Linked DNA regions of Homo sapiens: region 1 is linked to region 2. A link is a contact called in ENCODE Hi-C or POLR2A ChIA-PET data. All regions are on one chromosome and are shown on one strand. Each heading gives the region's core, a stretch centred on a gene start or an enhancer-like site at or near the end of the contact. The rest is flanking DNA. Distances are from core to core; before and after follow the strand shown.

Evidence for each region. Hi-C counts contacts between places; a loop is a spot of excess contacts on that map. ChIA-PET counts read pairs that join two places held with the same protein, here RNA polymerase II (POLR2A).
Region 1: a loop to region 2 is called in a map of ascending aorta, with 1.8 times the contacts of the local background. The contact joins two enhancer-like sites. A Hi-C loop is called at or near these places in 1 of 168 maps with a recorded cell type or tissue (ascending aorta). POLR2A ChIA-PET finds 5 or more read pairs at or near these places in 2 of 52 experiments (GM12878 and H1).

Annotation. Positions count from the first base shown.
Region 1 is chr3:61,708,173-61,712,289 of GRCh38, forward strand. All of the region lies in intron 1 of PTPRG (protein tyrosine phosphatase receptor type G), which reads left to right. Among named protein-coding and RNA genes, the nearest start is that of PTPRG, 150 kb to the left of the region's middle. Within about 2 kb of position 1,684, at least 2 of the 41 ENCODE cell types and tissues checked have a DNase peak (open chromatin) inside an H3K27ac peak, as active enhancers do.
Region 2 is chr3:61,647,923-61,651,907 of GRCh38, forward strand. All of the region lies in intron 1 of PTPRG (protein tyrosine phosphatase receptor type G), which reads left to right. Among named protein-coding and RNA genes, the nearest start is that of PTPRG, 88 kb to the left of the region's middle. Within about 2 kb of position 2,514, at least 4 of the 41 ENCODE cell types and tissues checked have a DNase peak (open chromatin) inside an H3K27ac peak, as active enhancers do.

The DNA of each region.
Region 1 (4,117 bases), core at 434-2,933, 59 kb after region 2:
ACTGTCCTTTCTGCACATCTCAGCCAACTGGTGATCTAAGCTCATTAAAAAAATATTGAGTCACTATGTCAGGGCAACTTTGAATAGTTGGTCTTCTGTACTAGTGAAGAGGGCATGATGTTTTAGAGTCATGATGGAAGCAGTGACCTGCCTCCAGGAGTGTCTCAGGAGCATGAGGACACTGGGCACCTTTCTCACAGCCCAACTGGGGGATCATTAGCTCACCAAAACTTCTTATATCTTCCCTAATGAACTGGGCTCTCTGCAAATCTTTTTTTTTTTTTTTTTTTTTTTTTTTTGAGACAGAGTCTCGCTCTCTTGCTCTGTCACCCTGACTGGAGTGCAGTGGCGCAATCTGGGCAAGCTGTGCCCCCTGGGTTCATGCCATTCTTCTGCCTCAGCCTCCTGAGTAGCTGGGACTACAGGCGCCTGCCACCACGCCCAGCTAATTTTTTTGTAATTTTTTAGTAGAGATGGGGTTTCACTGTGTTAGCCAGGATGGTCTCGATCTCCTGACCTCATGATCCGCCCGCCTCGGCCTCCCAAGGTGCTGGAATTACAGGCATGAGCCACCGCGCCTGGCTTTCTGCAAATCTTAAATTGAGCAATGCATAAACTTTTATTTCTGAATGGAAGATACCAGTCTGGATTCCTGAAAAATATTTTGGAAACTTATATTTCATGTGACTGTGAAGGTGGTTTAGAGCCTTTCAGGGGCGCACTTGCCCTAAACCAAAATCAAACAGGTTAATTTTTAAAATGTCACAAGGTTTGGCCGGTTTGGATTCTAAGTCTGTTGGAAGGAAGCAAACACTGGTAGTAAGATTACAGTAAAAACAATGCAGCTAGCTGCAGGTATGTTAATTTCAGCACTATGCATGTCTATGCTGGATCATTTTGTGCTTTAATCCTTTTTGTGTTTCATCCTTCCCACAGTCCCACTGAGTCAGAGGTATTGTTGTCTCCATTTTGCAGATGAGGCCACTGAGGTAGAGCTTGCCTACTGGGGATACAGCTGATAAGAGTGTAAGCCAGCTAATGCGTGTGACATGTCAGCCTGACCCAAAACTCTTGGCCATATATGGCTTATTGGCTTTGAATGGTTTTCATATTTTTAAACAGTTGCATTTTATTTTTTATTTTATTTATTTATTTTTTTTGAAATGGGGTCTCGCTCTGTCACCCAGGCTGGAGTGCAGTGGCGCAATCTCAGTTTACTGCAACGTCCACCTCCTAGATTCAAGTGGTTCTCCTGCCTCACCCTTCCGAATAGCTGGGATTACAGGCATGCACCACCACAGCTGGCTAATTTTTGTATTTTTAGTAGAGAGGGCGTTTTGCCATGTTGGCCAGGCTGGTCTCAAACTTATGACCTCAGGTGATCTGCCCTCCTTGGCCTCTGAAAGTGTTAGGATTACAGGTGTGAGCCACCGTTCCCCGCCTTAAATGGTTGCATTTTAAATGGTTCCATAAATACCTACCTAATCTTGACTTTACTTCTTGCCTAAGATACTTACTATCTAGCCGTGTATGGAAAAATTTTGCAATGCCTCCTCTTGACTATTACTCCTTCATTTCCCAAGACTGAAAAGAAGCCTTTTCACTGTGCAAATTAACCACTGTGCCAGTGGTTCTCAAATTTCACTGTGCAAGAGAACCACTGTGCCAGTGGTTCTCAAATTTTAGTAGGGCCCTGAATCACCTGGACGGCTTGATGCAACATAGATTGCTGGGCCTTATTCCCAAGGTCTGGGTTGGAGCCTGAGAATTGGCGTTTCTAGGTGCTGCTGATGCTGCTGTTCCTGGGACCACACTAGAAGTAACATTGAGCTAGAAGGGTGAACCAGTACTTCCGGGTGTTTGCCAAGTTACTGTGAGAGTGTCTCACTCCAGTTATTGGTAGTAGTAGCATCCCCTTTGAGTTTGAGCCATAGGTTTGTTGCCTGACAAAATCATGCACTAAGCACGGAAAACTTTTGTTTTGATGATGAAGAAATTTAAAGTATGATGGAAGTGGCTGTCTGAAAATGGAAACAGCTAGTATGAAAGAACTTCAGCTTTTTCTGCTTACATGTTTTAATCTTAAATGTGGTTAGATCTATATTTAAATCTCTTCCTTATTTAAATGATGATAATTAGCATCAATTATTGATATTTCACTATGTGCCAGGCTTTGTGCTAGACCCCTTTCCATGTCGAATCCCATGTAGTGCGTACAATAGTTCTATGAGGTTAGATAATAGTAGCCCCATTTTAAAAGTAAGTAAACGAAGGCTTAGATATAAGAGGAAACTTCTCTTAGTCTCTTGACTAGTAAGTGGCCCCAGATCATTCCAAGCTTGTCCAACCCGTGGCCCAGGGCAGCATGTACCCCAGGATGGCTTTGAATGAGGCCCAACACAAATTCGTAAACTTTCTTAAAACATTATGAGTTTTTTTGCATTTTTTTTTTTAAAGCTCATTAGCTATTGTTAGTGTTAGTGTATTTTATGTGTGGCCCAAGACACAGTCCTTCTTTTTCCAGTGTGGCCGAGGGAAGCTAAAAGATTGGATACCTCTGATTTAGACCCTTGTTCATATAGTTTTCTCTTTACTTTCTTTTTATTATTATTATTATACTTCAAGTTCTGGGATACATGTGCAGAAAGTGCAGGTTTATTACATAGGTATGCATGTGCCATGGTGGTTTGCTGCACCCATCAACCCATCATCTACATTAGGTATTTATCCTAATGCTATCCCTCCCCTAGCCCCCCGCCCCCAGAGAGGCCCTGGTGTGTGATGTTCCCCTCCCTGTGTCCATGTCTTCTCACTGTTCAACTCCCACTTATGACTCAGAACATGCAGTGTTTGGTTTTCTGTTCCTTTGTTAGTTTGCTGAGAATGATGGTTTCCAGCTTTATCCATGTCCCTGCAACGGACATAAACTCATCCTTTTTTATGGCTGCATAGTATTCCATGGTGTATGTGTGCCACTTTTTCTTTATCCAGTCTGTCATTGATAGACATTTGGGTTGGTTCCAAGTCTTTGCTATGGTGAATAGTGCCGCAATAGACATATGTGTGCATGTGTCTTTATAGTAGAATGATTTATCATCTTTTGGGTATATACCCAGTAATGGGATTGCTGGGTCAGATGGTATTTCTGGTTCTAGATCCTTGAGTTATCACAACACTGTCTTCTACAATGGTTGAACTAATTCACACTCCCACCAACAGTGTAAAGTGTTCCTATTTCTCCATATCCTCTCCAGCATCTGTTGTTTCCTGACTTTTTAATGATCGCCATTCTAACTGGTTTGAAATGGTATCTCATTGTGGTTTTGATTTGCATTTCTCTAATGACCAGTGATGATGAGCTTTCTTTCATGTTTTTTGGCTGCATAAATGTCTTCTTTTGAGAAGTGTCTGTTCATATCCTTCGCCCACTTTTTAAAGAGCTTCTGCACAGCAAAAGAAACTATCAGAATGAACAGGCAACATACAGAATGGGAGAAAATTTTTGCAATGTGTACATCTGACAAAGGGCTGATATCCAGAATCTACAAGGAACTTAAACAAATTTACAAGTTTTCTCTTTACTTGCGTATCATTCAGCTTTCACCTTCCCCCATGGCTACCACATGAATTTACATTTGTCTGTCTCTAAAACATTAGAAAAGTTTTACTCTGGAAAAAGATATGGCCCATCAGATACAAAGTTAGTGATGTTATTATAGTCTTTTTTTTTTTTTTTTTGAGACGGAGTTTCACTCTTGTTGCCCAGGCTGGAGTGCAATGGTGTGATCTCGGCTCACTGCAACATCTGCCTCCTGGGTTCAAACGATTCTCCTGCCTCAGCCTCCCAAGTAGCTGGGATTATAGGCACCTGCTACCATGCCCAGTTAATTTTTGTATTTTTAGTAGAGACGGGGTTTCGCCATGTTGGCCAGGCTGGTGTCGAACTCCTGACCTTAGGTGACCCGCCTGCCTTGGCCTCCCAAAGTGCTAGGATTACAGGTGTGAGCCACCGCGCCCGGCCTGTTATTATAGTCTTTAAAAAATTGTCCTTTAACTGCCATCGATTATTTTTACAAATTTGAATTATGTAAAATTTTTATATAGAAAAAATATATGA
Region 2 (3,985 bases), core at 1,264-3,763:
GATTGCGGCCTGTGAGGCCCGTTATGGCTTGTCTATCTACTGACACTCCCTTGTACCCATCCGTGAATCCTCTGTCCTCTTGGGTTTTATTTTTCTGTCTTGCTTTTGATATGCCTGAAGCCCAAGACAGGCTGCAACTTCATGATAAGTGGAGGCTTCATGTTTGATTAAACCAGTCCTATGCATTGTCACCTGAGAATATCCTGACAGTGGAATTAGTAAAGGAGACTACTGCAGGGTGTTGTGGACCCCCATGGTGATGAAGACACTCTGAGATTAAAATAACATATTAGGAGATTCGTTAACATAGTTGTCCATTCGTTACCCAGGCAATCCTTGTTTCATTCATAAGGTCTCATGACTGCATCTTAGTTGGACTTAGCAGCACCTAACTTCTGCGGATTCCCTGGCATCCCTCCAGGACCCCATTCTTTCCTGCCTTGAATGCCTTCCTGTGTTTCACACATAGGCACCAAGGATCCAGGTGGAAGACACCTAGCTTGCTCCTACCAGGCTACACATTTTCACCCGAGGGGAAATGAAAACTGGGCAGCAAAAGAGAGGTTTTCTTTTGGAATTACACATCTTGAAATACCTCAGTTCCTCTGTCCTGAGACAAAGGCATTTCATTTTTTGTTGGCAGCTAAATGCAGGGTGTTTGAGTGGGGTGACCCCAGGCTGATGCACCAAGGGAACGTCTAATGCCTGCACTTCCCAGGCTTTCTGCTGCAGAACACACACTCATTTGGCTGCCATCTGTAATACAGTCAGAGAGAGAGGGCAGACATTTTTCTATTAGGTTCTATTACCTTGTATTGGAAGAATAATGGCATGTTGCTTGAATGTTTCCCAAGAGAATGTTTTCTGTGCTCCGTGTATATTTCAAACTCCAAATAAGAAAAGTAATGAGGGTTGGGGGCTGCTGGTGAGGCAATCTCCACTTTAAAGATTCTGATCTTTGTTGAAGCAATTATTTATTTACATGAAAAAATAATGCCTTTTCCTTGAGCTGTCTCAGGAAATCCAAAAGTGAAGAAGCAAATAGACGTTTCATATAGTATAGCAGTGTCAAAGAACAGTCATATGTGAGTTTATTACCAAGGTTAAAAAACCTAGTGTTAACTTTGGGTTTGTCTAAGTTTGTTTTTCATTGTTACACGAGTATGCCGGAGACTGGTTAATTTATTTTACTTCCTCCCTCCCTCCCTCCCTTTTCCCTTTTCACTTCCCTCCCTCCCTTCTTTCCCTCCCTCCTTCCTTCCTTTTTCTATTTTCTTTTAAGAGATGAGGTCTTACAGTATTGCCTAGGCTGGTCCTGAACTCCTGGGCTCAAGTGATCCTCCCACCTCAGCCTGCTAAAGTACTAGGATTACAGGCATGAGCCCCTGTGCCTGGCTTTGGTAATTTATAAACAATATAAATTTATTTCTCACAGTTCTGGAGGCTGGGAAGTCCAAGATTTAGGTGCCAGCAGGTTCAGCTGTCTGGTGAGGGTTTTTCTCTGCTTCCAAGGTGGCACCTTATTGATGCATCCTCTAAGGAAGATATGCTGTGACCTCTCATGCAGAAGTGGAAAAACAAGTGAACCAAACACTATCTGAAGACTCTTTTATATGGTTCTTAATCTCATTAACAAGGGAGGAGCCATCATGGCCTAATTGCCTCGTAAAGATCCCGATTCTTAATACCATCACATTGACAACACCTACGTTTTGGAGGAGACATGCAGGCTTCAAATCACAGCAGGGCTAAATCAGCATAATATGACAACTTGGATTTATTGTGTTGAGTATAATGCAAGGCACTTTGCTTATATTACATTGGCTCCTCTTAGAAATAGGTTGTCGTATAGATGCACAGACTGACACTTAAAGTTTTAGTTACTTGCTCAAGATCATGTGGCTGATGACAGGGCTTGAAATTGGTAAAGCCTTGGTTTGGGGTTTGAATCCTGCCTTATGTCCCTGAGCTCATTATTTCAACAGACTTGCTATAATCTGCTGGTGGAAAGCAGACCATCAAGAACATCTTTTACAAATGGTAGCCTGAAGGTCCTAATAAACAGGGCACTGAGTTTTACTGCTAAACCTAATAAGGGGAGTCTCTGGTTTCTCTCGATTTCTCCTTGTCCTTAATTCTTCCACCTTTTCTTCCCAGAAGGAAAAATAAAACCCATAAGCACCAGGGATTAAAAAGCCTGGTACTTTTTTTCCCCTGTACAAATGCAGTGATACATATTGAATGTGTGAAAACCAGAGCTGTACACGGCTGCTGAGAAATTATCTTTTAATACATAAGGGTTACAAAACCAAATCAAGGAAGCCAAGGGTGGGGGCACCATGTACCTTGATCCTAAAAATGTTGAATGCCAGCGAGGTATTACAGAATCTACCATTGCCACTCACCTAGGAACACCAGTGGGAATGTGTAGTACAAGATTTTTGTGGAATGAGACTCATGTTCGAAGAACACAGTGACGAGTTCCGCACAAAACTGTTGAGAAGCAGCCAAAAAAGAGCTCATAAGAGATTGAGTCCCGGCCAGGAGAAGGGAAACTTGGCACCTGATTTTATTAGGATGCAATAGTTATCCAACCATTGGATGTGCCTGCGGTTTTCACAGGGAAGACCGTAGACCTCAGGATGATAACTGAGTAAGAAAGAAGTTTTGTGTTTGAGCCCATGTGTTTCTAACCAGAGTGCTCTTTTCCATGGAATAAATGTTTCCTAACACTAGTGTGAAGATTTAATCAAATACACACTTCCTCATCAAACGCACAGTCAACTTTTATCTTAAAATTTATTAATGTGATGGTTTTCATTTTCAAATGTAAGCATTTTCAAACACTTAATTGTTTAACTCTCGATTTGCAAAATGAGTTTTTTGGTGAAATGTGTCATTTGAGGGTCTTTTACCACTGTTTGGTTTTATAGCTTGCTTTTCTTGTTTACTTTATGATGTAAACTAATTTTTACTACCAATAAAAGTTTTAGGAATCCTATTTACATGTGAACAATGATTCAGCAATTTGAACCTATATTTTTTGCTGTGGAGTTGTCTAGTAAAAGTTTATATGACTCTGCTGACTCTAATGGCTCCGATAAATTACACATTTATCTGTGTGTATGTTTATATTTTTTTCCTCATTGCCTACACTTCTAGAACCCTGTTCATCAACCTCAATTACACGATGTATTTGGACACTCTTTCTCTTTTTTTTTTTTTTAAAGGAAAAACATAATTTCTATATACTACCAGATGGGTGTGTTGGCTGTAAGATAAAAATCCCAAAATACTTAAGAGACCATCTGGTATCTTGGTAGGGTTTAGTTGATTAAGTTCTTGTGTATTGATTTCAGTCTGAGCAGAGGTAATCTTATCCCTTTGGATCTCTACTTAAAGAAAAAAGTTGTCGTTGACATTTTGTCCCATTGTTAATAATCTTTTTTTTTTTTAAGTTTCACAAGAAAATACTAGTGATAGATGATAGCAGCCATTGATTTATATGCTCACACAGTTGCTCATGACTAGTGGTTGTTTATCCTGAACGGGCCTGATGAAGCCTTAGGGCTAGACTTAGTTCATGAGACACAGATTTCTTTAGAAGATGATAATGGGTCCATGTGGGAATTGACCTGGATTCATTGGTGTTGAGCTTGAAGCTAAGCAATTTCCGTGCACCATGTTGGAAGTTTTCTGGGTGTTACTTTGTAGGCCACCAGTGAATACTGCACCTCTGGTGTACCTTGGAGAGTGTCAGAAGCTTTATATATATTGATCCATGTAAGTCATGTAAGAATCAAATAGCCAGGTGTGGTGGCTCACGCCTGGAATCCCAGCACTTTGGGAGGCCGAGGTAGGTGGATCACTTGAGGTCAGGAATTTAAGACCAGCCTGGCCAACCTGGCGAAACCCCGTCTCTACTAAAAATACAAAACTTAGCCGGGCATGGTGACACACACCTGTAGTCCCAGTTATTCGGGAG